2 separate regions of the Mus musculus genome follow, and region 1 is linked to region 2. Evidence: chromatin loops called from intact Hi-C (ENCODE). Cell type or tissue: left cerebral cortex. All regions are shown on one strand. Links, peaks and the distances in the headings refer to the core of each region. The heading gives the core; the rest is flanking DNA.

What was found. A loop is a pair of places that touch in the nucleus more often than their neighbours do. Peaks named below come from ENCODE experiments on the same cell type or tissue, not always from the same donor. Only the 100,000 strongest peaks of a DNase experiment are listed, where the experiment ranks them.
Region 1: a loop joins it to region 2, with 10 times the contacts of the local background. A loop is called at or near these places in 10 of 42 quality-filtered maps.

The regions. Positions count from the first base shown.
Region 1 is chr14:52,711,891-52,728,049 of GRCm38, forward strand. It overlaps Tcra and Trav6d-3. Among named protein-coding and RNA genes, the nearest start is that of Gm36448, 180 kb to the left of the region's middle. In left cerebral cortex, for the core only: no CTCF peak of the experiment used is centred there; a DNase peak (open chromatin) is centred at 8,863.
Region 2 is chr14:53,427,356-53,443,514 of GRCm38, forward strand. It overlaps Tcra, Trav6-3 and Trav7-3. Among named protein-coding and RNA genes, the nearest start is that of Gm30214, 400 kb to the left of the region's middle. In left cerebral cortex, for the core only: no CTCF peak of the experiment used is centred there; no DNase peak of the experiment used is centred there.

The sequences.
Region 1 (16,159 bases), core at 4,394-12,393, 710 kb before region 2:
TGTTGTTAGTGAATTATTACAAGATGAGAGAGTATGATGGGCCTATATGCTGCTATAGAGCATCTTGGAGAGAGCTATTAGAATCTTTCACTTCACTGGAATGTGGTTGACCTACTGGACCAAACCTGTAAAGAAAACAGACTCTTGCACTCATAGTAGATAAGAGGTGGCACTATATCCTTAGCTATAAATGGGTGTTGTGCCCAGTCCCCCATGCTGGAATTTTGTGTAGCTTTTGTGGGAATTTTGAGCTTGTGTAGGTCTTGTGCAAACTATTTCAATTGCTTTGAGTTCATATAAGTTACATTTTCTTGTAATTGAAGACACCACGATCAACTGAATGGATAAGACTTCTGAATTACATACAAATTATGGTTTGAATGAAAGTTGCCCCCATGGGCTCATATATTTGCATGCTTCATTCCCAGCTGATGAACTGGGAAGCATTAGGAGGTGTGAACTTGTTGGAGGAAGTGTTGGAGGAGGTATGTCACTGGAAGTGGACTTTGAGGTTTAAAAAGTCCTCACCAGGCATTTCTTTCTCTGTCTGATGCCTACTGACTGGGATGGAAAAGCTCTCAGATACTTCTCTAGCACCATGCCACCTGCTGCAATTCTCCCACCCATAATAGTGGTGGGAATTGTTCGAAGGTCAAGGTCCGGATCAGCCTGCTTCAGGCTGGGGTGGGGGTGGGGTTACAGGCAATCCCTCTAAAACTTTAGGTGAGTACCAATTTAAATTCTTTAATAAGTTAAATTAAATTCTTTAATAAGTTGGTCATGGTTGGTTATGCTATCTCTTCACAACCATAAACAGTTACAAAGACACAAATCATAAAATCACTTTTACTTTATCAGATATCCACAACTTACAAAATAAAGTCTGAGGAAGTATTAAATCACTGCTCTGTAAGTTAATGTTCACAACAAAAGAAGATTTACACAAAACTCATTTGTAAGAGTAGTTAACTCATTTCAGAAAAACTTGTTCCTCTACAATCATCAAACCTAGATTTAATAAAGCATGTGTCTGCAACTAATTCACTAGATGGGTCTGCCGATATCCCCACAGTGCATAACAGCTGTAAGAGCTTGTGTCAGCTTGGTCCTTTCTCAAATTCAGAAACTGTCAAAAATTAAGTTTAAATTTTTACATTTCTGAAGAGCACCAGACCACATCCAATTAGGCAACTTGAGAAAGAAGTTGCTTCAAGGATAACATTTTATATGTATATATGTATATGTTCCTAGATATAAACTTTTCAGTGCATATATTGTTATATGTATGTGTATTTCATGAATGTACATCTGGCACTGGACAATCAGTGTGCTATTCTTTGTGGAGTATCACCTCTCCTGATTCAAACATTACTCACTTACCTATACTATAGTCCTTTGTGTAAGGTTAAGGCATTGTGTACTTTTTTGTCATTTCATCAGTGTCCATGTTTGTGTATTCATATTGGTAAGAATTCATGGATATAGCTTCTGAGTTTACAAGGAAACACATTCTCCAGATTAACTGGCTCACATGATCTTTCTACTCTTCCTTTGCACTGTTTCCTGAGCCTTAGGTGTGGGAATTTTCGAAGATGTATGCACTGGGACTAGGCTCCACCATATATATATATATATATATATATATATATATATATATATATATATATATATAGTTAGTTAGTTAGTTAGTTAGTTAGTTAGTTAGTTAGTTAGAGGAAGTTAAAGGGGAATTACTGGATACGTGTGACTTGATAAGGTAAATGGGAAAAAGAAATTCATTGTAGGGAAGGGGGATGGAGAATAATACAGAAGAAGGGGATGATGATTAATGGAATGGAACTGAAAAATAAAAAATAAACCCTCACACTTTTGGACACCTGGTTTTCCCCCTATCTATCTATCTATCTATCTATCTATCTATCTATCTATCTATCTATTCATTCATTTTTACATCCCAACTGCTGCTCCTCTCCCAGTCTCCCCTCCTAGAGTCCCTTCCCAACCTCTCTCCTCTTTTTCTCTGAGAGGATAGGGAGCTCTCTGGATATCCCTTCATCCTGTGTGCATCCAATCTTTATATGATTAGACACACCCTCTCCCACTGAGGCCAGACAAGGCAGCTCTCTTGGACAACAGATTCTACAGACAGGCAAGAGCTTTAGGAACATCCCCAGCTCCAGTTGTTGGGGGGCCCACATGAAGACTGAGTGCATCTTCTACATATGTGCATCTTCTAGCTCCAGCCTGTGTATACTCTTTTGTCAGTGGCTCAGTCTTATAGAGCCCTCAATGGTCCAGGTTAGTTGACTCTGTTGGTCTTCCTGTAGAATTCCTATTCCCTTCAGGGTCTTCAATTTCTCCTAACTCTTCCATAGAGTCCCTGAGCTCTGTCCAATGTTTGGATGTGGGTACCTGCATCTGTTTCAGTCAGCTGCTGGGTGAAGCCCCTCAGAGGACAACTTGATCCTGTCTGCAAGCATAACAGAGTATCATTAATAATGTTGGGGATTTGTGATTACCCATAGAATAGTTTTCAAATTGGGCCACTTATTGGTTGGCCATTTCCTCACTTTCTGCTCCATCTCTGTCCCTGCATTTTTTGTAGACTAAACAAAGTTTGGGTCAAAAGTTTTCTGGGTGGGTTGGTAGATACTTGATTTTTGACAAAGAAGCCAAAACAATGGAAAAAAGAAAGCATTTTCAACAAATGTTGCTGGTCTTACTGGATATATGCATGTAGAATAATGCAAAAAGATCCATATTTATTACTATGCACAAAACTCAAGTCCAAGTAGACCAAAGACCTCAACACAAACCAGATACTCTAAACTTGATAGAAGAGAAAGTAGGGGATAGCCTTGAACCAATTTTGGCAGAGGAAACAACTTCCTGAACTAATTGCTCAGGCACTAAGATCAACAATTAATCAATGGAACCTCATGAAACATAAAAGCTTCTGTAAGGAAAAGGATACTATCAAAAGGACAAAATAGCAGCTTATATAATGGGAATGATCTTCACCAACCCTATATCTGAAACAGGGCTAATATTAAAAATATTTAGAGAACTCAAGAAACTAGACATCAACTAACCAAATGACTCAATTAAAAAACTAGAGACTTCTCAACAAAGGAATCTCTAATGTCTGAAAAACAAAGAAATGTTCAATGCCCTTAATCATCAGGGAAGTGCAAATCAAACTAACTCGGAGATTCCATCTTATACCATTCACAATGACCAAGATAAAAACCACAAATGACAGTTAATGCTGGTGAGGATGTGGAGCAGGGGAAATACTCCTCTATTGCTGGTGGGAATGCAAATTTGTGCAACTACTTTGGAAATCCATTTGGCAGTTTCCTATAAGATTGAGGATAGTTCTTCCTCAAGATCCAGCTGCACCACTCCTGGACATATACCCCCAAAAAGCCTCCACCATACGACAAGGTGTCCAACTCAACTATGTTCATAACAGCTTTAGATATAATAACCCCAAACTGGAACAACCTAGATGTTCCTCCATCAAAGAATGGATAAAGAAGATGTGGTACATTTTCACATTGAAGTATTACTCAGCTATTAAAAATAATGATGTGAAATTATCAGAGAAATGGATGGAAGTATAAAAGATCACCCTGAGTAAAGTAACCCAGACCCAGAAAGACAACATGGTATGTAATAAATTATAAGTGGGTATTAACCATAAAGAACAGGATAACCATGCTATACTATACACAGATCAAAGAAGATAAGTAACAAGGAAAGCCCAAGAGGAATGAATGTTTGGATCACTCTGAGTAGGGGAAATAGCATATATTTCAGGGTGCATGGGTGGTCAATGGAGGAAGAGGACTAGGTGTTGGAGTTGGTGTGGATGGGAGTAGGCAGGATCAATTTGGGAGGAGGATGGAGAGAGAGAGAGTACTGGCAGAGACAACTGGAAATATTGTGGAGTGATCCAGAAATATAGAACAATGAAAACTCCCAGAAATATATGAGGGTGACCTAGCTAAGACTCTTAGTAATCGGTGATATGGAACCTGAAATGACTATCTCCTGTAACCAGTCAAGACTTCCAATGGAGAGACTGGGACACCAATCCAGCCTCAAAATTCTTGATGCACAATTTGTCCTGCCTACAAGATATACAGGGGTAAAGATGGGGCATAAATTGAGAGACTGGCTTAGCTTGAGGCTCTTGCCATGAAAGGGAGTCAACCCAGACACTATTAGTAATATTCTGCTATACTTTCAGACTGGATCCTAGCATAACTGTCATCAGAGAGAATTACCTAGGAACTGATGGAAATTGATGCAGAGTCCCACAGCCAAATATTAGGTGGATCTTGGGGAATCCTGTGAAAGAGAGAGAGAGAGGAAGGATTGAAGTAGTCAGAGGGTTAAGGACACCATAAAGAAATCTACAGAATCAACTAACCGGGGTCCATAAGCGCTCACAAAGACTGAATAGGCAGCCAGAGGGCATGCATGGGACTGACCTAGGGCCTCTGCACATATGTAACAGTTATGTATCTTGGTCTTCATGGGAGGGTACTTCTAACATTAGGAGCAGGGGCTTTTTCTGACTCTCTTGACTACCCATGGATTCCCTTTCCTCTAACTGGGCTGCCTTGTCTAGCCTCAATAGGATAAGATGTAACTTATAGTCTTACTGTAACTTGATATGCCAAGGTTGCTTGACTTCCATGGGCAGCCTCCCATTGCTGAGAAGAAAGGGTGGAGGGATAGATCCAGGAGAGGGAAGATGAGAGGAGAATTTGGAGGAGTAGAGGAAGGGGAGGTAGTGATGTAAAGCAAATAAATAACTTAATTATTCATGAAAGTAACACGTGTATACAGGAATAAACACACAGAAGGATGCCTCTGACACAGCTATAGCACACACACAGTCAAATATTTGTGACAGTTATTATAAATGTTCATAAAATATAAACATTTTATGTACACATAAAATATCAAGAACTAGGAAAAAGATGTGGGCAAAGGTGAGAAAGAACAGCTTTGTGAGAAGACAAATTCTGTCAATGAGGAAAAATTACCAAGACCAAATTGAATGACAGAAGGCTCTCCCACAGAAACATGGTAGCCATGAAAGACAGACTTATGAGTGGAAAGCTTTAACACTTGAGGAACAAGCTTTTCTGAAGAGGTGAGCTGGCTGCTTGGGTGCTCTCTACAAGTCCTCAAGGAAGAGCCACAGATGCCTCACCAATCTCAAATAATAGTCAGCTTTGTGTTCCCTAAAAACAGGCACCACTATTCACAGACATTTGAAGAAAAGAGCTAAGAATATGTCAGTCTACATTTGATGCAGAGTGTGGTATAACCAATGAGCCCAGCATGCCAGCCATAACTCCTCTGCTGTGACTGTCCGGTGCAGTTAATCTGCAGACATTGTTTCAAGACACCAACGAACTCCTAACTAAATGGGCAGCACAAACCCATATTTTAAATTTCTAGATGGTAAACAGAGCAGATTGTAATGATTACACATTCTCAGAGCCAATTTATAATTCTTTAATTTTATAATATCTTTATCAGAGCTCCCAGAGACTAAACCACGAACCAAAGAGTATACATGGAGGGATGCATGGCTCCAGATATATATGTTGCAGAGGGTGACCTTATGTGACATCAGTAGGAGGGGAGGCCCTTGGTCCTGTGGAGATTTGATGCCCCAGCCTAGGGAGATGCTAGACTGGTGAGGTGGGAGTGGGTAAGTGGGTGGCAAAGGGGAGGGGGAAGGAAGGGTTTGGGATGGGGGGCTGTGGAGAGGTAACTAGGAAGGGAGCTATCATTTGAAATGTAAATGAATACAACGATTAATAAAAATAATAAATGTTACCTCCTTCCAGCCTAGCAAGGCTGGCTGTGACCATCTGCCACTTAAGTGGAGCCACCTGCTGTGTTGCTCCTTTGATGTGCCACTACCTGCCGGAGGCCCAACCTGCGTGAGGCTAACCGGTTCTCTTCCAAGATTTTCCAGAGTTAGCACCGAACTGTTATTTTCGAGAGTTCCCACTAAAAGGTTGATCTGTCTACTTCAAAAGAACTTTACTTGGCTAGAAATGGGCCTCCCCTCTTCTTTATAAAGCTTGTTTGCTGACATTAAAATTGAACCTTGATCAGAATGACTATCTTGGTTTCATCTTTCTCTCGTGCCACCTAGCTCCCTCTTCTCTTTCAGATTCTAAGATGCTTTCTCAGAACAGAACCCAGACATGTGAACTGCTGACTGGACACAACATATCTGGTGCCCACACGGGGCTGAGAAATGGCAGAGGACATTTGGAAGAAGCACTGCTGGTTTGGAGCTCCATGAAAGAAGAAGAAAATAATTAAAGGAAATTCATACCAGAGAAGGTCGTTATGGGCTAAGTTGAAACAGCGTTTAACCTGAGCGCTAATTCACTTAGGTTCAGCAGTGAGGCTTATCAGGAGCTAGGAACGTAACAGGCAGTTAGCTGTAGCTCCCAGAAGCTACATTTTTAGGTGTGAAAAAGAAAGGGTTTATTAAAAGGAAATTAATAATCAGGCGGACTGCATCATGAGGGAGGAAAATGTCCCAAAAAGCAGAGAGAAATTTCAGGAGTGCCTTGCTTTGTTCTCTCTGGGCTTTACAGAAGAAGTACTCTGCCCCTTTTGTGTTTTGTCTAATGTCTGGTACACCAATCTGTTCACGTGTTCAATTCATGTATGTTTGTGTCCAGTCTGTATAAATGAATGTTCTATGTTTTATGTTAGATAATAAAGATAGCTAAAATACTTTATCTGCAAAGCTGAGAGCTGCCACGTACTTCAACCAGAAAACAGACACATGGCAGGAGGGCCCCCGGCTAGAAAAACTGTTCATTATAGAAAAAAAAGAGAGAGAGAATGAGAGAGAGAGAGAGAGAGAGAGAGAGAGAGAGAGAGAGAGAGAGAGAGAGAGAGAGAGAGAGAGAGTCTACAGCCTCTTAGTTTTGGGGTAAAAAAGCTGATAAATGGTTTTCTCCTGGAGGGTTCTCTACAATCGTGATTAATGTGTTTGGCAAATGATAAGGTGCTTTTTATTCTATGATTGTAGCTAGAAAAATTAATATTCTCTAATTGGTCTAAATGTAACTGCTCCATTTGGTTTTTTTTTATTGGTAATGTGCTCTATGTGTTTTCACTATCAGCTAATAAGTTATGGTTAAGATTAATAATTGTTACATTGCTACAGATGGTTAGTCTTAAAATTGATAACTCAAGTTTAATGTCTTTCCAACACGTGGTATAAGGCAGGCCAAGAGGCTGGGTCTCTAAAGATATTTCTAGTTGAGATAATAATTAATGTGATTCCTATCCTAAAACGTAAAATTAAAGATAAGATTTAAAGCAATGTCTCTTTATTAAAGCATTAAAACTTACATGTATTTATAGGTATCAATTGGCAGCCAAACTTTGTAACATGATAGTAATGCTTCTAATATTGATTTTAAAGATGATAAATTGTTTTAAACTTGGGTTTTGCTTTCCCAAGGTTGTAGATATTATCCTAACGTTGCAAAAGAAACTTGAAAATTATGGTTAAAACTCCAAGTGTTCCATTGACTGCAGCTTGCAGTTTGATCGCAAATTTAAGATTTTCTTCTTACCCATATATTGTTAATTAAGATTATTACAAGAGTAATCATCTTATGAGAGCACTAATACAGCTCTCTGTGGCCATACAGCCATACAAAGCTCAGAGCAGCCTCAACAGGGCTTGTGTTACTTTCTTTTGTCTTGCAAACGGTGCCTAAGGAAGCTCTTGAAACTTGCCTCTCCCTGCCTCCAGGGGAATTTTGTTTTAGCTAAATGAATGTTGCAGATCTATCCAGATGTTGTTCTAAATAAAGTTCTAATTCAAAGTTTATAAAAGGGTCAATCAGACTGTAGAACTTATAAAGGCATTACAATCTGGCTTGCCTACTTCATGTAAGGTTATTATAGGTCTAAAGGTTTGTTTTTTTTTTTCCCCTTGAATGATAAAGGGTTTGCTTCTAGTGAACTGGTAATCACTGGAAAATTTTGTCTCTAGGTGTGGCTAATATAGCTTTACATTATGTAAGAAAAATTTTTATTGTCTCTGCTTCTATACAAGAAGCTAAGAGTTTGAATCTTTCAGTGTATATTGTTTCCTAAGTGAAAAATGTTTTATTAACTAATGCTTCTCAAGAAAAATTTACCTTAAATCCTTGCTCTCACCCAAAAGATTCAGAGACAATATCTTTTTATTACTTAGGGTTTTAGTTTACTACAAAAGGTTTTGCAAAAAATAAGAAAGCTTTTATAATTATTATTAATTATATTCATTGGTAATTAAATATTAGCTGTGCCCAAAACAATTCTTTGGCCAGAAAAAACATTATTGTAAAGTCATTTTTCTCATCCTCCCAGATCTTTGGCCCACTTGGGCCCAACTAGCTGCTGGCTGCTGCGGGGCAGGGCCTTGAGACACAGTTTCCCAGAGCTATAGTACTGTGAGAGACCACCATAGGCGGGCAGCCTTACAGCAAACTCAAGAGAGGGCCACATTCACATTTGTCCCAAGCCTCCACGTGTCCCGACCAGAGTAGCCATATTTTCAGAGTAGTCATATTCCTACCCCCCACCCCCACCCCCGCTAAGGCCCAGGGTGCTCTGCCACCCTTGTTTGAGTTTTCTAGCCTGAGAAAAAGGCCAAGGTGGTGGTGGTGGTGACAAAAGTGGCTGTGGCAACAGGGCCAGCTCTGCCCCAGTGCCAGGACCGGAGCTGCAGCTTGACATAGTGGCACGTCAGACGCGCACCGCCTTCTCCACTTCAAAATTACAGGGCTCAACAGCGAGTTAAAATCCAGAGTTCTTTTCAGAGTGACTCCACATGCCAGGGTGTCAGGTGGCCAGGGCTAAAGAGGACTTAGGGCAAACACCGCCCCAAGTACCCTGTGGGTGTCAGGCCCTAGACCACAAAGCCACAACAAGGCAGATGGGCGGGGCTGAGGTAGCACTCAACTCAAAACACAGTTTCATCATCCTATTATAATCACTATGATACTAATAAAAAATTATAAAGTATATTCGTGTATTTTAGAAAACCTATAACAAAAATTGTGTCTTAAAAACATAAGTGTCTGTTCCTTGTTCCAAACAGCAATTAATTTGGTTATTACGAAATATTAATAATTGACCTATTACATACCATCTTTTTAAATAGATTAACAATCAATATCCCAAATATAAGTTAAAAATTGTTTTTATACATGCTTTCATATCTTCTATAAATTCATGAATGCATACATCCCAATTATTGTGTTTAATAACAACCCCAATATGAGACGTAAGTAAATGTAAATTAGATCACATGCTTAGTCTCTTAAGTTTCCCCTGTTTCAGCACAAATAATCTAGTTGTGTGCTGTAGATGGTGTTTTTAATTGCTGAAAAATCAAACCTTAATTTGTATATTAATAGTCAATGTTATATCTCAGAGCTCAAAATTGCTTAAGATTGTTCGTCCCTCAGATGCTATTAATTCTCAAATTTGCAATTGCTTATGCATATACAACTCATAAAAATAATGCTGTCCTTTTAAGAAGGCAGTTTTTAGGCATTTATTAAATTGTTCTAAACTGCCTGGACATTTTAAAATAATGCCAGGCTAAATTTATATCTCAGACAGTCTATAGGTCATACATATAAGGTAGATTAAATATATAACCTCGTTCTTTATATATTCATAACAGTTATGGTTTAAGATAATATTTTAGTATTCTTAAAAATTGTGCATGTATAATTCTTTCCTTTTAGTGTCCTCAGTTACTACTTGTTTCCACATAATAGTGTTAATTCTTGAGGACTTTTACTTAATAATTTGCTACAAATGAATGTTCTTATTTCTAGTTAATAAATAAATAAATTATCCATATGTGACTCTTAATAACTTTTCAAGCTTTCTAGTTACAACCGCTCCTTAAGAGAAATAATTGAAAGTGCAATTAGTCACTGACCCTTTACAGCCAAGTATTTAAAATGTTTTGTCAACAAGTTATTAATTCAAAAGATTAGATATTGTGAAACTTCAAAACTTTAACTTCTTAATAGACAAAAAAGGGAGAAATTTTATCCCCATACATACTATTTAGTGCATTCCCATGCACACTATTTAAATCATAACTTTATTTTCAAATTTTGAAACTTAAATGTCAAAGAATTTAATAAATGCTTTATAGTATCTTAAAAGGATCTACTTATTGGCTTATAGATTGATCCTAAACAGCTGCCTTATTAGGGAAGAGAAAAACAGGTTCTCTCCACAGAACGCTGCAAAAGCATGATGGTTAATTCATATGATGAGCTGGCAGGTAAGTTGACTCAGTGTCCTGATTAAAGTAACTAGGAAACTAAATTGAGTACATGTTTTAAATCCATCCTTGCTTACCATTTTTCGAGTTTAGACTAGCTTCAAGCCTTTTAACTTTATGGCAATAGTACATCAGAGACTGTATATTCTGACTTAGTAAGATTAGTCATTTAATAGAGTCATAATGATTTTTCTCGTTTCTTCATTGTGACCAGTCATTCTAACTCAATCTTAGACTGGTCTAATATTTAGTCCACTATTAGAAATTCATATTGTAGTTAACTAAAATTCTTAATTACCTAGCAAAGTTAATTCAGAGCACATCCTCCACTTCCAGAGAATCTCTGGCCTTTTTACTAATTCTAAAACCAGTCCAGAGACTGAGCTTGAGCCTTACTAATTTGCTACTGAATAAAGTACCTGGACTTCCCCAAAAGAAGCTTTGTGATGTTACTCTTCATTGTCTAAGATTTTTGTCTTTCAAGCAGGTCAATCAACACCTTCAGCCGGATTGCAGGGGCATGCATCCCCACCCCCTAGAGCACGCTAGAGGCAGCTGTTCTTTTCATTCTAAAGACATATTGTGGCTTTTGGTCTGACTTTAAATTTAGGTTTGCTATGAGAGCTAAAAAGGTAGAAATTTCATATACTAAAAGAGATTGGTTTTTATTCTGATAGACGGGCTTAGTCCCTTAGCTGGTGCCTGGTTTTCCACCCTTGCTGTTATTGCAAGGTCCCCTTAGTTCCTCAGGCTGTGGGAATAACAGAGATGAGGAGGATGACCTCCAGCTCCTAATATAGCCTAAGAGCCACAAATTGTGGTGTTACTAGTGACATAATTCTTGTCGAGGCCTTGCTAAATCTGAGGTTGACAATTCTCCTTTAAGAGCTGCACAGTACTCAAAACTGTGCATAATGATTCATGATCATACGAATACAGTACGGGTACTGCTTGGGTGCAAAAATTTACTGCAGGAGAAGGTCCAGCTTGACCATTTCTGGGTTCCCTGTGAGATACACCCGGTTTGGATAGAGGTTGGTATCTAGTTCCAGTTACAACCAAAAATATCTTTCTAAGGCTCTGCCTCCCTTCCCCAAAAGATACCAAGAGCCACAAGTGTGGGTCGTGATAGCACCCACGGGAAAAATCGGGTCAGTTTCCCCCCAAGCCATGGTTAAAGCCCACTCATCTACGGATGAGAAAATCATTTGATCACCTAAGTTTAGCGTGGCCCTATTAAACTTAATTAATAGGGGAAGAGAGAGGTTGGAGACCATACCGTTAGAAGGGCAAGCCCTTCACTGCCTCCCACCCTAAAAAGCCAATTGGCCTTGTACTATGGAGCTGGTCGTCATTCCCTCCTCCCTGTTCCCCGCCTGTCATCCAAGAATGCAGAGGAAGATCCACGTGCTCTCCTTTAGTGTTATCTTATTATAGTGCTTTTTAAAATCAAATCCTGATATAGTTAAGTCTTCACCAGAGTTCCAAGGTCCTAGTATGACCGTGAAATTCAGTAGGAATTCAGCAAAGAAGTTACTAGGACAGAAAGGACAGTCTTATCCAAATAAGGGTTTACCATAAGAAAAGTTAGGGACTCTCACTGAGACAGGTTTCTTCATTCATTAGACCCTAAGAATTCAGGCAGAATTATAGAGCATAAATAAATTTTTTGCCTCAGTCCAGTTTTGTTTAATATTATTTAAAGGGGGGAAATGTTACCTCCTTCCAGCCTAGCAAGGCTGGCTGTGTCCATCCACTGCTTAAGCGGAGCCACCTGCTGTGCTGCTCCTTTGATGTGCCACTACCTGTCTGAGGCTAACCGGTTCTCTTCCAAGATTTTCCAGAGTTAGCACCGAACTGTTATCTTCATGAGTTCCCACTAAAAGGTTAATCTGTCTACTTCAAAAGAACTTTACTTGGCTAGAAATGGGCCTCCCCTCTTTCTTATAAAGCGTGTTTGCTGACATTAAAATTGAACCTTGATCAGAATGACTGTCTTGGTTTCATCTTTCTCTCGTGCCACCTAGCTCCCTCTTCTCTTTCAGATTCTAAGATGCTTTCTCAGAACAGAACCCAGACATGTGAACCACTGACCGGACACAACAAATAAAGAAAATTTAAAAAGTATTCACTCTTATTTTATGTACATGGATGGCTTGCCTTCATTTGTGTTTATGTATCATGTGTGTACCTGTTGCCCAGAGAGGTCACAAGAGGGGATCAGTTCCTGTGGAACTGTAGTTAACAGATTGTTTTGAACCACTGAGTTTGGTTCTGCAAACCAAAACTCAGTCCTCTGAGAGAGCAACAAGTGCTTTTAAGTGCTAAGCCATCAGTCCAAGGCCATATAGTATCCTACTACTAGTTTGGATCAGTGAAAATAAATTGGTAAAACCTATATCTTGCCATTCAGTTTATCATATGGTAAATCCCAAACCAGAATATCCATCAGTTGCTCTGCTACAACTCTTTCATGTCAGGTAGAATCATAAGAATGATGACAGTCAATTCTTATGTTTTAACCATTGCTTAAGTTCTTTAGATTGATGTAATGTACATAAAATAAAGTCTCTAGAAGTTAGACCCCCCAAACCAAACAAAGAATTCTCAACAAAGGAATCTCGAATGGCCCAAAAGCACTTAAAGAATGTTCAACATCCTTTGACATCAGGGAAATGTAAAACAAAAGGACCATGAGATTTCACCTTATACCAATCAGAATGTTTCTCCACATCCCTGCCAACATGTGTTGTTACTTTAGATTTTGAGTCTTTAGATTATGCAGTGGCCCTTGTTTACGTTCTTTAGATTGATGAGGGACACCTGAAATCTGGTATGTGTCTTATAAATGATCTGAGGACAAGAGCACATTTTTGACTCTGGAAGGTGTTACAATAGACCCTAGTTTAGTTTCTGTCCACCAGGGGGTGGAGTTTCCTAACACAAGATCCTTATCTGTGTGAACTCTAAGCTTCATAGGTTCATCATTTGATGCCATTTCATCATTTCTTCATGTGAAAAGTTGAGACCATCACTCTGGTGACACTGAAGATGAACAATTCCCCAGCTTTAGTGACTGTGATGCTGTTTATACTTGGTAAGTGAAGTGACTTAAAAAGTGCACTATTTTTCCAATTCTCTTGGCCCCCTGGGCCTCTCTCCTGTTTCCCTCTATCCCTTATACTGTGCCTCCTTTTCCCTAGCCTTCTTCTTTTCCATTGAGGACCCTCCTTCCCTCTGCTTCTCATGACTATTTTATTCCCCATTCTAAGTGGGATTTAAGCCCCCATGGTTGGGCCTTTCTTCTTGTTTAACTTCTTACGGTCTTTGGGGGTGTATCATGGGTATTCTGCACTTTTTGGCTAATATACACTATCAGTGAGTAAACATCAGGTATGTCATTTTGGGTTGGGGTTACTTCACTCAGGATGATATTTTCTAGATCTATCCATTTGCCTGCAAAATTTATGATGTCCTTGATTTTTATAGCTGAATAGCACTTATTGTGTAAATGTACCACATTTTCTGTATCTTTTTTTTGTTGTTGTTAAGGGACATCTGAGTTGCTTCCAGTTTCTGACTCTTATGACTAAAGCTGCTATGAACATAGTAGAGCACAAGTCCTTGGGGTATCATGGAACATCGTTTGGATATGTGCCCACGAGCAGTATAGCCTTCAATAGAACTATTTCCATTTTTCAGAGGAACCATCAGATTGGTTTCCAGAGTGGTTGTACAAGTTTGTAGTCCCACCAGCAATGGAAGAGTGTTTTCCTTTCTTCACATCCTTGCCAGCATATGCTGTCACTTGAGTTTTTGATCATAACCATTTTTATTGGTGTAAGGTAGAATCTCAGAGGATCATTTTGATTTGCATGGCTTAGGATGTTGACTATTTCATTAAGTGCTTCTTGCCATCTGAGATTTTTTTCTTTTCTGTTGAGAATCCTCTGTTTAGCTCTTACCCCAGTTTTTAATTGGATTATTTGGTTTTTGGAGTTTAACTTCTAGAGTTCTTTATACGTTTTAGATATTATTTAGATATTATCCTTCTATCAGATGTAGAGTTAATGAAGATCTTTTCCCAATCTGTCTTCTGAGAGCCTCTATGAACTGCTGACTGAGAAAGACAGATTCTCACAGCCAAGCGTTGGTTGGGTAAAGACTTGCTGCCTCCAGGGAATACCTGGAAGGATACCCTCTCAGAGGCAAAGGGGAGGGGAAGGGGTGGGGGTGAGAAGAACTCTGTAAGGAGGACCAGAAGGCAGGGCAACATTTGGAACAGAAATACTAAATAATAGAAAGTGCACTCTTCTATGATGTCAGAAAAATATTTAATTACCTATGACATAGATATCTTTTTTCTTTCAGGGAGGACCCATGGAGACTCAGTGATCCAGATGCAAGGTCAAGTGACCCTTTCAGAAAACGACTTCTTATTTATAAACTGCACTTATTCAACCACAGGGTACCCGACTCTTTTCTGGTATGTCCAATATTCTGGAGAAGGTCCACAGCTCCTTCTGCAAGTCACAACTGCCAACAACAAGGGAAGCAGCAGAGGTTTTGAAGCTACATATGATAAAGGAACCACTTCCTTCCACTTGCAGAAAACCTCAGTGCAAGAGATAGATTCGGCTGTGTACTACTGTGCTATGAGTGACACAGTGGCAGAAACTGCAGGGGCAGCTGAGCATAAAGTCTGAGAAGCAAAAGAAAGCCTGACTTTTGATAATTTCCCTTTTGAATCATCCTGCTTGCATGCAGTCTGTGTTGTGTACCAACATTTCTCTAGTTGATGAAAGTCAAACAAATGGTCAGAGCAGAATACAAAATAGATGATACTACAACTGTATTTTTGTACAGGAAATTAGAACTCCCATGAAGTGGAAATTTAAGGATTCGTTGGAAAGTCAGTTGTGTTGGATGGTGTTTTTCTGGGACAAACACAAGAAGTATTTTCCTGAAGTGGACATAAATGAAAGTCTGTTTTGCTAAACAAGCATGTGAAAGGGCATGTGATGAAGGATTCTTCACTAACAACATGCATGTATTGGTCCATCTTACATATGTTGTTGAGCTCTGATCTTTGGGACTCCATAGAGAGATATGTACCAAAAAACCTGCCGCTTTAGTGGTCAGCCAAGACAGATGCACATGCTGAGGCAAGACTGTAGCCTCCCTCAGCCTTGAAGCAGGCTGATCCAGACTTTGACCTTGCTGCCACTAAGAAGGAGATTACCTAGGGTAGAGCCTTCTGACCTTGATAGCTCTATTTGCTCTTCTCCAAGACTCTACTTCCTGCTGAGAGGTCCTTGAGATATTCCCGAGACACATTCTGTAGATCGCCTATGGGCTGGCTCCAGGCACCAAGAATGGGCTGCGGGGGACAGGCCTTCCCTCTTTATAAGCACAGATTCTCAGTAAACTTCAGAAGCTTTGAACAGAAAGGTTTGTCTTGGCCTCATTCTTTTCTCATTATCTGATCTTTTTCAGCCCCAGCCCACCTTTCAGGGGAAACCAGTTCACATGGCCGAGGGGGGCTACACAAGACACATGGTGAGGCAAGACCCATGGTGAGGCAAGACCCATGGAGGACATGTGATGTTTGGAGGGAGTATAAATAGAACTCAATGGACAGATGGAGACTGAGCTTGGCTTTCTGGTAGAGCTAGCTGTGCAATGCTTGTGGGTCTAGAGTCTTCTCTAAGCTTTGCTTCTCTGAAAGAAGCACAGCCTAGAACTTCTCCTGGCTTTCCTGCTGGTCCTTCCTGCTGACTCATGCTTAGGCTA
Region 2 (16,159 bases), core at 3,185-11,184:
GTGTGGCTAATATAGCTTTACATTATGTAAGAAAAATTTTTATTGTCTCTGCTTCTATACAAGAAGCTAAGAGTTTGAATCTTTCAGTGTATATTGTTTCCTAAGTGAAAAATGTTTTATTAACTAATGCTTCTCAAGAAAAATTTACCTTAAATCCTTGATCTCACCCAAAAGATTCAGAGACAATATCTTTTTATTACTTAGGGTTTTAGTTTACTACAAAAGGTTTTGCAAAAAATAAGAAAGCTTTTATAATTATTATTAATTATATTCATTGGTAATTAAATATTAGCTGTGCCCAAAACAATTCTTTGGCCAGAAAAAAACATTATTGTAAAGTCATTTTTCTCATCCTCCCAGATTGTTGGCCCACGTGGGCCCAACTAGCTGCTGGCTGCTGTGGGGCAGGGCCTTGAGACACAGTTTCCCAGAGCTATAGTACTGTGAGAGGCCACCATAGGCGGGGAGCCTTACAGCGAACTCAAGAGAGGGCCGCATTCACATTTGCCCCAAGCCTCCACGTGTCCCGACCAGAGTAGCCATATTTTCAGAGTAGTCATATTTTTCCCCCCTGCTAAGGCTCAGGGTGCTCCGTCACCCTTGTTTGAGTTTTCTAGCCTGAGAAAAAGGCCGAGGTGGCGGCGGTGGTGACAAAAGCAGCTGTGGCAACAGGGCCAGCTCTGCCCCAGTGCCAGGACCGGAGCTGCCGCTTGACATAGTGGCAGGTCAGACATGCACCGCCTTCTCCACTTCAAAATTACAGGGCTCAACAGCGAGTTAAAATCCCAAACCAGAATATCCATCAGTTGCTCTGCTACAGCACTTTCATGTCAGGTAGAATCCTAAGAATGATGACAGTCAATTCTTATGTTTTAACCATTGCTTAAGTTCTTTAGATTGATGTAATGTACATAAAATAAAGTCTCTAGAAGTTAGACCCCCCAAACCAAACAAAGAATTCTCAACAAAGGAATCTCAAATGGCCCAAAAGCACTTAAAGAATGTTCAACATCCTTTGACATCAGGGAAATGTAAAACAAAAGTACCATGAGATTTCACCTTATACCAATCAGAATGTTTCTCCACATCCCTGCCAACATGTGTTGTTACTTTAGATTTTGAGTCTTTAGATTATGCAGTGGCCCTTGTTTACGTTCTTTAGATTGATGAGGGACACCTGAAATCTGGTATGTGTCTTATAAATGATCTGAGGACAAGAGCACATTTTTTACTCTGGAAGGTGTTACAATAGACCCTAGTTTAGTTTCTGTCCACCAGGGGGTGGAGTTTCCTAACACAAGATCCTTATCTGTGTGAACTCTAAGCTTCATAGGTTCATCATTTGATGCCATTTCATCATTTCTTCATGTGAAGAGTTGAGAGCATCACTCTGGTGACACTGAAGATGAACAATTCCCCAGCTTTAGTGACTGTGATGCTGTTTATACTTGGTAAGTGAAGTGACTTAAAAAGTGCACTATTTTTCCAATTCTCTTGGCCCCCTGGGCCTCTCCCCTGTTTCCCTCCATCCCTTATACTGTGCCTCCTTTTCCCTAGCCCTCTTCTTTCCCATTGAGAACCCTCCTTCCCTCTGCTTCTCATGACTATTTTATTCCCCATTCTAAGTGGGATTTAAGCCCCCACGGTTGGGCCTTTCTTCTTGTTTAACTTCTTACAGTCTTTGGGGATATATCATGGGTATTCTGCACTTTTTGGCTAATACACACATATCAGTGAGTACACATCAGGTATGTCATTTTGGGTTGGGGTTACTTCACTCAGGATGGTATTTTCTAGATCTATCCATTTGCCTGCAAAATTTATGATGTCCTTGATTTTTATAGCTGAATAGCACTTCATTGTGTAAATGTACCACATTTTCTGTATCCTTTTTTTGTTGTTGTTAAGGGACATCTGAGTTGCTTCCAGTTTCTGACTCTTATAAATAAAGCTGCTATGAACATAGTAGAGCACAAGTCCTTGGGGTATCATGGAACATCATTTGGATATGTGCCCACAAGCAGTATAGCTGGGCCTTCAATAGAACTATTTCCATTTTTTCAGAGGAACCATCAGATTGGTTTCCAGAGTGGTTGTACAAGTTTGTAGTCCCACCAGCAATGGAAGAGTGTTTTCCTTTCTTCACATCCTTGCCATCATATGCTGTCGCTTGAGTTTTTGATCATAACCATTTTTATTGGTGTAAGGTAGAATCTCAGAGGATCATTTTGATTTGCATGGCTTAGGATGTTGACTATTTCATTAAGTGCTTCTTGCCATCTGAGATTTTTTTTTTCTGTTGAGAATCCTCTGTTTAGCTCTTACCCCAGTTTTTAATTGGATTATTTGGTTTTTGGAGTTTAACTTCTAGAGTTCTTTATACGTTTTAGATATTATTTAGATATTATCCTTCTATCAGATGTAGAGTTAATGAAGATCTTTTCCCAATCTGTCTTCTGAGAGCCTCTATGAACTGCTGACTGAGAAAGACAGATTCTCACAGCCAAGCATTGGTTGGGTAAAGACTTGCTGCCTCCAGGGAATACCTGGAAGGATACCCTCTCAGAGGCAAAGGGGAGGGGAAGGGGTGGGGGCGAGAAGAACTCTGTAAGGAGGAGCAGAAGGCAGGGCAACATTTGGAACAGAAATACTAAATAATAGAAAGTGCACTCTTCTATGATGTCAGAAAAATATTTAATTACCTATGACATAGATATCTTTTTCTTTCAGGGAGGACCCATGGAGACTCAGTGATCCAGATGCAAGGTCAAGTGACCCTTTCAGAAAACGACTTCTTATTTATAAACTGCACTTATTCAACCACAGGGTACCCGACTCTTTTCTGGTATGTCCAATATTCTGGAGAAGGTCCACAGCTCCTTCTGCAAGTCACAACTGCCAACAACAAGGGAAGCAGCAGAGGTTTTGAAGCTACATATGATAAAGGAACCACTTCCTTCCACTTGCAGAAAACCTCAGTGCAAGAGATAGATTCGGCTGTGTACTACTGTGCTATGAGAGACACAGTGGCAGAAACTGCAGGGGCAGCTGAGCATAAAGTCTGAGAAGCAAAAGAAAGCCTGACTTTTGATAATTTTCCTTTTGAATCATCCTGTTTGCATGCAGTCTGTGTTGTGTACCAACATTTCTCTAGTTGATGAAAGTCAAACAAATGGTCAGAGCAGAATACAAAATAGATGATACTACAACTGTATTTTTGTACAGGAAATTAGAACTCCCATGAAGTGGAAATTTAAGGATTCATTGGAAAGTCAATTGTGTTGGATGGTGTTTTTCTGGGACAAACACAAGAAGTATTTTCCTGAAGTGGACATAAATGAAAGGCTGTTTTGCTAAACAAGCATGTGAAAGGGCATGTGATGAAGGATTCTTCACTAACAACATGCATGTATTGGTCCATCTTACATATGTTGTTGAGCTCCGATCTTTGGGACTCCATAGAGAGATATGTACCAAAAAACCTGCAGCTTTAGTGGTCAGCCAAGACAGATGCACATGCTGAGGCAAGACTGTAGCCTCCCTCAGCCTTGAAGCAGGCTGATCCAGACTTTGACCTTGCTGCCACTAAGAAGGAGATTACCTAGGGTAGAGCCTTCTGACCTTGATGGCTCTATTTGCTCTTCTCCAAGACTCTACTTCCTGCTGAGAGGTCCTTGAGATATTCCCGAGACACGTCCTGTAGATCGCCTATGGGCTGGCTCCAGGCACCAAGAATGGGCTGCAGGGGACAGGCCTTCCCTCTTTATAAGCACGGATTCTCAGTAAACTTCAGAAGCTTTGAACAGAAAGGTTTGTCTTGGCCTCATTCTTTTCTCATTGTCTGATCTTTTTCAGCCCCAGCCCACCTTTCAGGGGAACCCAGTTCACATGGCCGAGGGGGGCTACACAAGACACATGGTGAGGCAAGACCCATGGAGGACATGTGATGTTTGGAGGGAGTATAAATAGAACTCAACGGACAGATGGAGACTGAGCTTGGCTTTCTGGTAGAGCTAGCTGTGCAATGCTTGTGGGTCTAGAGTCTTCTCTAAGCTTTGCTTCTCTGAAAGAAGCACAGCCTAGAACTTCTCCTGGCTTTCCTGCTGGTCCTTCCTGCTGACTCATGCTTAGGCTAAGTCCTGGCTGTCTTTACTAGGTATTGCCACTGATGCTGATTTGTGTTTGCTATCCCAACTCTACTGAACTGTACTGCTGGTATATCTGTGAAGTGTTTGTGAGTGGATGGAGCTGCCACTGTTAACCTGTGAACTGAATTGCTGATTTCCAGACAACACAGATAGGAGTTGCTCCAAAGGACCATTTCTAAACAGGTCCACTTTTCCTGTATCCTTTCTTTTCCACTACCTCTGGCAGGTCGTACACATAAAGCATTTAAGAACCATCATTAAAAATAGGATTTGAAAAAATTAGAGTTACCCCTGAAGGACATCAGTGGTTTCTCACACAGGGTCACAGTGATTTCACAGTAGAGCAGTGAAAACAATGAAGTGGTCAGTTGTCCCCATTCCACATACAAGTCATTATCTACATACTGTTTAATGTCATCTCCAGTAAGACATACTGTGCCAAATATACCAGAAAAGGTGGCATGACATCTAGATAATGTCTACCTAATACTACGGAAAGAGAAGTTATCAGAGGGCTACAGCCCTTTTATAACTCGGGATTTCTAGTAGAGAAAAATGCATAGAAAAGAAAGAAGAAAGCAAAGCTAGAGCATGTAGGTGATTTTCAGATTTGCATTATTCCAATCTAATCCCACAATCTCATCCCCAGCCCCGGAGCACACTACCTCCTGTGGATTCGCCTCCCTTGTTGTCTCCATTTCCATAGGACTGAGGAGATCCTGATGGCATGCCTGGTTTCTTCCCAATTGTGGATCCTGTCACTCCATGCTTCCTTTAGCATATCTCCATCTCCATGCCAGCACCTAATATCAAGAAACCCATTCTGTCTATAACCCTGGTTTATCCTATCAGGATCTCAGAAGCATTCTTTAGCAGTCAACCTATAGTTACCACACTATTCCAAGAAGCAGGGAATGCAACAGAAACTAAGGAACAGGACACACATCCCACAAAGACAAGACCAGACACCATCACCTAGAATTACAATGATCTCAAATCTAGATGCCTAGATTCCAGAGTAAAAACAACCAATAATAGCCACGATGATATCTCTCCACTAAAGACCAGAAACCCTACTATAGAAGGTCCTGAGAAATGCAGTGTAGCTGAAGCATAAGACAAGAACTTCAAAATAGATTTTGTGAACATGATAGAGGTCTTTCAACCTAAATCTAAAGATGGACATGTCTATAATGGTACAAAAATGTTCCAGACTACCAAATACATTAGACCAGAAAAAGAAGTCCCTTTATTACAGAATAGTCAAAACACTATACGCATAGAACATAAAGAATATTAAAAACTAAATAGTGAAATGCTGGACATTGCAGCCATCATGAATCAAATGGATACCAGATATCTACAGAACATTTCACTCAAACACCAAAGAGTATACCTTCTTCTCAGTACATCACAGAAATTTCTCTAAAACTGACCACATGCTTAGTCACAGGTAAATCTTATCAGACACAAGAAAATTGAAGTAACCCCATGTATCCTACCAGACTACTACAGATTAATGCTAGATTTCAGCAATAGCAAAAACATTAGAAAGCCTACAACTCATGGAAATTGAACAACTCTATACTGAATGATTACTGGGTCATGATGAAATAAAGAAATTATAAACTACCTAGACTTCAGTAAAAATGAATAAACAACACACCAAAATTCATGGGACACAATGAAAGCAGTGGTAAGAGGAAAGTTCGTAGCACCAAGTACCTTTATAAAGAATTGGAGATACACCATACTAACAGATTAATGGCACACCTGAAAACACTAGAAGAGAAAGAAGTAAACAGACTCACAAGTAGATCAAACTTAAGGCTGAAGTCAATAGGAGAGAGGGGGATTGGGTTGGGGGAGACAGAGAGACAGAGAGAATAATACAAAGAATCAACAAAACCAAGAGCTGGGTCTTTGGGTAAATCAACAAGATAGACAAACTATTAGCCACACTAACTAAAAGACACAGAGAGAATATCCAAATAAAATCAGAAAAGAAGAGGGGGATATAACAACAAACACCAAGGAAGTCTAAAATATTACTAAGTGACCCGTCTAGCAGATCCAGTTATTCGAGGGTCTCAAGGGGACCTTCTCCTAAGAACCAAATTGGGGGGTAGAGAGAGACGAGAACCTTGTGCGAATAACAACACGGAAACGTTCTGAGTTGCATCAAGGCCCCAATGTATTAGCCAGGCCCAAGGTTTAAATGCACAAGCAAAAGGGGAAGTACTTCTCAACAGGAGGAATGGGGCAGCAGAAATGCACCTCAGCAGGAGGGATGGGGCAGAAATTTTTCTTTTGGTGACTACACGGGGAAGCAGGAACTTGGCGGACATCGGGCGCTGACTTAGGGCTGGAACAATCTGTAGTTGTTCTCTGAGCGGTGCATCGGTGGCCCGCTTTTGACTCCCTTTTCTTCTCGGGGTGGGGAGAGGCCCAATTCAGAGATCAAGAGTTGTCTTAATGGCTCCCAACAACTAAGTCTTTCTTTAAAAAAAATCTGTACTTGTCCCCTGCTTGTTGAGTCTTCTGGATCAAGCAGAGTTGCCCTGAGTAGCCTGCTATTCCACAAGACCTGCATTCTCCCACCACTTCTCTGCCTATCTCATTGTATCTGCAGCTCCTAAATAATACAGACCTGCAGATCTAGAACCATACAACCCAAGGATACCTATCAGAGACTTGCCATACTAGGACCATTGAGGCTAAATACCCTCTCAATACCTACTACAACAGCAACATCCAGGGACCAAAGCCACCCAGATGGGTAAAAGTCCTTGAAAGATCACCATAAAAAAGCCAGGACAACATGATTCCTTCAGATCATAGATAACCTTTTACAGACAACCCCGGATATCCTAACACAACCAGAGCACAAGAAAATGACCTTAAATCCAATCTTATAAAGATGATAGAGACCTTTAGAGAGGAAGCAAATAAATCCCTTAAAGATATACAGGAAAATGTAATTAAAATGGTGAAGGGAATAAATAAAAACAATTTTCAAGTCCTGAAAGTAGAAATACAAGCAATAAAGAAAACACAAAATGAGGGAATCCTGAAGATGAAAACCTAGGGAAAAGAACAGGAACAACAAATGCAAGCATCACCAGCAGAACACAGGAGATGGAAGAGAGAATCTTAGGTGTAGGAGATACAATAGAAGAAATTGATACACCAGTCAAAGAAAACATTGAATCTAAAAAATTCCTGACACAAAATCTGAGAAACCATGAAAAATCTGTGATTCTTAAGATTAATAGGAATACAAGAAGGTGAAGAGTCCCAGCGCCAATGCCCAGAAAATAGTTTGGACAAAATCATAGAAGCAAATCTTCCCAACCCAAAGAAAGAAATGCCTATAAGCATACAAGAAGCTTATATTACACCACCTAGACTGGACCAATAAAGAAAATCCTCCCCCCATATAATAATCAAAACACAAAATCTACAGAACAAAGAATATTAAAAGCAACAAGGGAAAAAGGGCAGGTAACATACAAAGGCAGACCTATCAGAATTACATCGTACTTCTCAACAGAGACTCTAAAAGTGAGAAGGGCCTACACTGCAGATGCAAACCTAGACTACTCTAACCAGCCAAACTTTGTATCACCATAGAAGGAGAAAACAAGATATTCCATGACAAAACCAGATTTAAACAAGATTGATCCACAAATACATCCCTACAGAAAATACTAGAAGGAAAACTCTCTCTTGGATAACTACATCCAAGAAAACAGAGGAAATAAGTAATTCCATAGCAACAAAAGCAAGGAAAATACACACACACACACACACACACACACACACACACACACAAACCACCAACATCAAAATAAAAGAAAATAACAATCACTGGACAATAAAGTCTCTCAACATCAATGGACTCAATCCCCCAGTTTAAAAAAACAAACAAACAAAAAAAAAAACCCACAGGCTTACAGAATGGTTATAAAAACAGGATCCATCATTCTGCTGCACACAAGAAACATATTTCAGGCATAAAGATAGATACTACCTCAGAGTAAGGGGCTGGAACAAAGTTTTCAAAGCACATGGACCCAAGAAGCATGCTGGAATAGCCATTATAATAAATAATAAAATAGACTTTCAACCAAAATTTATCTAAAGAAATGGGGAAGGGGAAGTATAATAGACTTTATACTTAATCATCAGAGGAAAAATCTACCAAGATGGTATTTCAATCCGAGCATCTATGCCCCAAATACAAGGGTACCCACTTTTTGTAAAAGAAACATTGCTAAAGCTTAAATTATACATCAGAAGCCCTGAGGACCAGAAGAATGAATGGGAATATGTAACCTAGAGGGGAGGGGGACAGGGGTGTGGTGAGAGGTGGAGCAACTCTCTAGAATGTACTGAAGACCTGGGAAGTGAGAGACTCTCAAGACTCCAAGGGTGGGACCTTAGATGAAATACCCTACACTCAGGAGAGGGAATTTGTAGAGTCCACCTCCAGTAGAGAGACAGAGCATCAAGTGGAGGGATGGGGTTGCTGTCCCACAGTCAAAAACTCTGACTCAGAATTGTTCCTGCCTAAAAGAACTACAGGGACAAAAATCGAGAAGAGACTGAGGGAAACCAACTTGGGATCCATCTCAAGGTGAGGCTCCAAGGCCTGACACTATTACTGATGCTATAATCACTTTTCAAAGTGTCTTTTTTCTGTCCTGTGACTCCTATTAGCTGAAAGTTAGAGCTGCACAGTTGCTGCTGAGGTAGAACAGAGGCCACATTACTTAATCCCCACTGTTAGGCTGCAGGTGTCAATCCCCTAGGCCAGCAGCTTTTCACCCTTAGAAAGAGCAAGAAAGATTTTAGGATTTTTTTAGAAGTTATCATCAGCATTTCAGTACAGTTAGAGAGCTAGAATGTCCAGAGACCCTTAGACTTTAAAGTCACACCAGAGTCCTACTTTGTGCCTGCTGCCACTACCCTCTCCAGTCCTGGAGGCTCTCGGCACTTCGCAGCACCTCATGAATTCTTCTTCAAAACTGACCACATAACTGGTCAAAAAGCAAGCCTCAACAGATAAAAGAAAATTAAAATAACGTCTTGTATCTTATCAGACCACTATGGTTTAAAGCTGTACTTCAATAACAGCAGAAACACTAGAAAGCCTACACACTCAGGAAAACTGAACAACTCTCTACTCAATGATCAGGGAAGAAATAAAGAAATTAAAGACTATCTAGAATTCAATGAAAATGAAGACAACATACTCAAATTTATGGGACACAATTAAAACAGGGCTAAGAGGAAAGTTCATAGCACTAAGTGCCTCCATAAAGCATTTAGAAAGTTCTCATACCAGCAATTTAAAAGTACACCTGAAAACTCTAGAAAAAAAAAAAAGAAGCAAGCACTCTAAAGAGGAATAGAAGGCAGGGAATAATCAGAACCAGGGCTAAAAGCAATCAATTGAAAACAAGGAAAACAATACAAAGAATCAACAAAACCAAGAGTTGGTTCTTTGAGAAAGTAAACAATATAGACAAACCCTTAGCCAAATGAACCAAAAGACAGACAGACAGTATCCAAATAAAGAAAATCAGAAATGAAAAGGGAGACATAACAACAGACACTGAAGAAATTTGAGGAATCTTTAGGTCTTATTTCAAAAGCTTGTACTCCACAAGATTTGAAAATCTGAATGAAATGTATGATTTTTCTAGATAGATACCACTTAACAAAGTTAAATCAAGACCAGGTAAACTATTTAAACAGCCCATTAACTCCTAAGAAAATAGAAGCAGTCATGAAAAGTCTCCCACCCCATCCCCTCAAAAAAAAGCACAGGGACAGATGATTTTAGTGTAGATTTCTACCAGACTTTCAAAGAAGAGCTAATAGCAATACTCCTCAAACTATTCCACAGAATAGAAACAGAAGGAACACTGCCTGACTCATTCTATAAAGCCACAGTCACTCTGATACCTAAACCACACAAAGACTCAAGAAAGAGAACTTCAGACTGGATTCTCTTATGAACATTGATACAAAAACACTCAATAAAATACTCACAAACCAAATCTAAAGCACATCAAAACCATAATCCATCATGATCAAATAGGCTTCCCTCTCAGGGATGCAGTGATGGTTCAGTATGAAAATCCATCAACAGATGCAACACATAAATAAACTGGAAAAAATCACACGATCATCTCATTAAATGCTGAAAAAGCCTTTGACAAAATCTAATACCTCTTTATGTTAAAAAAAAAGTATTAGCGAGATCAGGGATTCAAGGCACATACCTAAATATAATCAAAGCAATATACACCAAGCCAATAGCCAACATCAAGCTAAATGGAGAGACACTTAAAGCAATTCTACTAAAATCAGGGACGTGACAAGGCTGCCATTCTCTTCAAATCTATTCAATGTAGTACCTGAAGTTCTAGTTAGAGCAATAAGACAACAAAAGGAGATCAAGGGGATATGAATTGGAAAGGGAGAAGTCAAAATATCACTACTTGAGGATGATATGAAAATATACTTAAGTGACCTCAAAATCCTAACAGAGAACTCCTACAGGTGATAAATAGCTTCAGCAATGTGGCTGGATACAAACCTCCTTTATACAAATGATAAACTGACCAAAAAGGAAGTTAGAGAAACAACACCTTTTACAGTAGTCATAAATAATATAAAATATCTTGGTGTAACTCTAACTAAGAAAGTGAAAGATCTGCATGACAAGTACTTCAAGTCTCTGAAGAAAGAAATTGAAGACTATATAAGAATATGGAAAGTTCTCCATGGTCATGGATAGGTAGGATTGTTTTTGTTTTAATTTAATTTAATATTTCTCTTACTTCACTTTACATCCTGCTCACTCTCCCCTCCCCGTCATCCCCTACCACAACCCTTACCCCACCCACTCACCTTCTCCTCTGAGTGGGTGAGGCCCCCTGAGTACCCACCCTCTCCCCCCACTCTGGTACATCAAGTCTCTGTGAGGCTAGTATGTCTTTACTCTCCCAGTGAGGCCAGATAAGGCAGCCCAGCTAGAACAGCTAGGAGCAGCAAGGTCTAGGTTCAGCCCCTTTATGTTCTTTGGTCCACTCTGAGAGCCCCAAGGGTTGATCTAAATAACTCTAGATTTGAGGGATGGGAAGCATACTATCATCATCTTTCATATTGTTTGTGTTTTCTTTGTGATTAGAACTGGGCATGGTAGACTTTGTCAATTGTTTGTGTGTCTTGTGATTATACAGTAGCTGAGCTGGTACATAGGATTTGCCACAAGTATGAAACTCAGAGGTTGGTCAAGAGACAATTAGGACTCAGCATTCTAGACTGGGTCCTTGGTTTTGGACATGAGGTAGTTTTGGGGGTTGGGAGGTGTAGCCACCTGCGGCCACACTAACTGGGTTCCTGCGTGGGAGGCCGGAGCTGTATGTGTAAGGCCCCCTTTCGGGGACCCCCACTCTAGTCTCGGGAGTGTGAGAGCACCCAAAGAAACACGAGGACCCACTCGCTGTAATTACATGAGGACGTTTAATTACGGATTTCCAGACCAACATACATCCCACACAGGAGATAACGGATGTCGGCCACGAGGCTTGAAAGCCAGGGGCTTTTATGGGGTAAGGGGCTTAGGGGTGTGGAATTCAGCATAGCGACACACTATTGGCTTATTCAAACATTAACAGAAAGAACACAGTGCATCAGGACTTTGTTCCTGTGGGCTGGGGGCTTATCTTTGTTCACATAGCAACCAGTTGATGTATGACTTTTACCCGGCGCCAAGGGGCAATAGACAGAGGGGAGATTCCGGCCAGATGGTGTTGACTTAGATAATATAGCCCCATTTGTCCTTGAATACCTTTTCATCTTTACGGCCAAGATGTTCTTAGGAATGCCTTATCAACAGCCCTGCCTTGGCCTGCCTGGGGGCTTGTTCTGCTTTGTTCTCAGTCCCAGACCGGGGCAGTGGGCTCTTAAACAACTCACAAGTTACAATATTTTATCTTCCTTCATATGGAAGGAAACAGCAAGAGAAATAATGGAGTCCAAGACATGTTTCTGTTCAAGGCCCCAAAGTTTACTAAGAGTCTATGCTTACAAAGAGGGGAGGTCCATTCCCTGCAGATCTATTCTGGATGCCCATCACCAGCCTGTAGGCAATCTGCCAGACAGAACTGGTTTGGCAAGTAGGTGTAAATTACTGGATTGCTTGCAGTCTCAAGGGCCTCTCAGCAGGTAGCAGTGTCTTGGAGAAGAGAAGCACAGGTGACAGAACAATAGAGCCATCTAAGTCAGAAGGTTCCACCTCAGGTGGTCTCATACTCAGAGGCAGCAAGGCCTGAATCAGCCTGCTTCAAGGCTGGGGGAGGCTACAGGGAGGGGTGCTAGAAAGGTCAGGCATACTTGGCAGTCTGTGTTGGTATGTAATGGCTGGGATGAGCCCTGAGGTTGGACATTAACAGTAAGACATTTCTAAAGAAGATTCCCAACCAAGGCCCCAATAAATGAGCTAGTAGTGGAGAGGTCCTATTCTCCAGATTCTGTTTGCTTTGAGGATCACAGATCTTTTATCTTAAATTATATCTTTGCAGACTGTACATCTCTGAATCTTATTCAGACTTTTATTTTCTCTGTTGCTTAAAGCCCAACCAAAGGGACTCTCCTCTGCCTTCTCATGTTTTTAGCACCCAATGTTAGGATCCTTGGTTTCTTTGAGAAGTTTAAAGTTTAGTGTTTTGAGGTTTCTTGTGGCTCTGTTGTTTAGTTTGTGACTTCCACAATTTTAAATATCACTTCCCTCCCCTAGCAGCCACACATTTGATGCTTTGTGTCAGGTTCATGGTGGTGCAGGAAAGTGCTGTGTGTCTCAAATGTGCCATCTTCCTGCTCTTCCAGGAGACCTGTTAATCTAGCTGCATACATTTTATTGCAAGTCTCTTACAGGGAGGTGTGTATCTTACAAAGACTGTAAGACTTAGAAAGACTTCAAGTTTAGTTTCATCCCTCTTTTGGACATTTCCCAAGCCCATGGTTCTGGTTGTTTGTTGTTTTCATTCTTCTCCCTCCTTTGTGTGTGTGTGTGTGTGTGTGTGTGTGTGTGTGTGTGTGTGTGTGTGTGTGTGTGTGTTTTGAGAAAAGCATCTCTGTATGTCACAGGCATAACTTAAATCCACATTTTCTTGCTTCAGCCTCCCAAACTAGAATCCCTCCTGGGAATATAAGCATATGCCACTATGATTATCTCTGTCTGCAGGTTTCATATTTACTGAGAAATGGGTGTTGTTATTATTGTCATGGATAATGTACTGTTGCAGACAACAGTTTGAGTCTGAGCATCTTCCTCTCAGCCTGTTCTCTTTGCACTTGTTGATGGTAAAGAAAATGATCAAACTGTGTTGTGCAGATGCTTAACTCTTGAGTAGGAAAGGATCTTTTGTCTCTAGCTTCTGCAAGGTCTCAAAGCCCACCATAAGACAGTATAGGAGGCACAGCTGTCTTTGTGCTCACAGATATCACTAGGGGGACTTGGAATGTGAAATATGCATAGTTTTCCTTCAAAGGAGTGATTGAATAATCTGTTATTAGTCCAGAAGTTTAGGAGCATGTTGGGAGCTTTTAAGGCAACGCTATTGTCCTGATCTCTGAATTGGGCCTCTCCCCCCAGAAGAAAAGACGGTCAAAAGCGGGCCATCGACACACCGCCCCGAGAACAACCACAGATTGTTCCAGCCCTAAGTCAGCACCGGATGTCCTGACCTCAAGATACCCTGATACCACCAAGTTCCTGCTTCCCCATGTAACTGCCTAAAGAACATGCAATTCTTTTGCCCCATCCCTCCTGCTGAGAAGTACTTTCCCCCTTTTCCTTGTGCAATTCTACTGCCCCATCCTTCCTGCTGAAAGGCACTTCCCCTTTGCTTGCGCATTTAAGCCTTGGACCTTTCGAAATACATTGGGGCTTTGATGCATTCCAGAACGGGGTTTCCGTGTCCTTATTCGCACAAGGCCCTCGTCTCTCTCTACCCCTCCCCCCCCATTTGGTTATTAGAAGGAGGTCCCCTCGAGACCCTCGAATAACTGGACCTGCTGGACGGGTCAGGAGCACATGTGGTTAATAACTCGGCTACCTTTGCATTGTCTGTGTGGCCAGGACCACAGCCATCCCTTCCCCATTCTCATCCCCACCCTCATCCCCATCATTATCCGAAGCTTGTTTTTATTGGAACCATCTTTATGGAGGGTGTCTCCATGTACTTAATTTACCAAGAATTTCAATGTTGTCTTGTCCAACTTTTATTTATTTTATTTTATTTTATTTTATTTTTCAGGGAGATTAAAATATGTTTCATTGTGTACACAGGATTGAGTCAGTTATCACCAGAAATGATTTCATCAAATTATCCTGCACTTATATATACCTAAATAAAACCACTCAATATCAAACTACCAAAATATGAACCAACACTTGCTACTTAGTTGTGCTGATCCAAACTGCCTGCTCGCCTCCAAAGATATTTACTCTCCCAGATGTGGAGGTCTCAGAGACTCCTGCAGTACAGTTGTTTGTTGACTTGTTTCTATGTGTACCTACTTCAGCTCTGGCATAGATATTCCCCTGGTACATACAGTTTTATGACTATGTTAGAAATGAAGAGCAAGATAAAGTGAAAGGGTTAGGGAAGAAGAGAGAGAAGGAAGAGGGGAGAGATGGAGAGGGGAGGGAGTCAGAAAGTGGGAGAGTGAGAGAAACCAGATCTAGAACTTTCACAGATCAATTTCACTCAGCAGGACTTAAGATTAGAGAATAAAAGTTAGAGAAATTAACAAGTCCCTAGGTTTTATTTGTTTTATTTAGAGTTTAGGTGTTGTACTCAGCTCCATCTCCTGTATCAACTCAAGTAAAGTTCTTTTTACACACAAGATTGGTCCTGGCTCCAAATGGAATAAAGAGTTCCAGACCTTTCTAGCTCTGACCTAAATAAACAGCCTGTCCAAACCATCTTTAAAACGTGAAGATGTGTCACAGTGTGTCCCACAGTATATGCACAATGAGATTTTGTTTTGTTTTCTTTATTATTTTTGCTTTTTATTTTGCCTTTGTGGGTGGGCGGAGGTTGCAAGGGAGGAAGGTGGATATACAAAGCACCCTGGAGATGAATGGAATCAGGGTACATCATGTGAAACTCACAAAGAGTGAACAAAAATACTTAGAAACAAAAACTAAACTTGAAAATGGATTTGAATGGGGGTGCCGGTGGTAACAAGGGTTAGAGTTATGCAGTACAAAAATAAAACCTCATGCAGATTTCCATTGCAGACTTTTCAGAGGTGACTTTTTAGTACAGGTGACTGCTAGTGTCCGAAACCTATTTTTACAGAGAAAGAGGACAGTATCTGCTAAGTGTGAAAGCACAAGCTCAGCTTTCTCTCCATCCTGACTTGGAGCAAATGTCTCTTCAAAACTCCAACTAAACGCTCAAGGGCTTTACTTTTTACTAGCCAAGTTAGAACACTTTGCAGTTTAAACCTTTCCTTGTCATTTTCATGAGTCCACAAGATGGCAGTGTTTTCTTTGGGATCCTGAGCAAAGATCTCAAGAGGGAGAGAAGTGGGGCATAGGGTGGTGGTGGGTGGGGAGGAGGAGAAAAGGGGTGCAGGAAGAGGAGGCACGCGGGGGGGGGGTCGGGTAGAGAAAGAGCTGGAGGAAGGCTTGGTGCTGCTGAGGTCATGAAGAGTCTCTTTTCTAGCTGCCAACTTAGAGTTGAGGATCTCAGTCCTCAGTGAAGAGGAAGGAAGAGAGAATGAAATCCTTGAGTGTTTCCCTAGTGGTCCTGTGGCTCCAGTTAAACTGTAAGTTTGGGAATTCCTTTGCGATCCAGGTGTGATATGTAAAGTTACTGTCAGCTCCAGGGGAATGGTAGACACACAGATTTCTTAATCTCTAGTTAAGAAATGGGAAGCCCATGGAAAAATCATTCTAGAGTGTTAGCATCCATATGCAT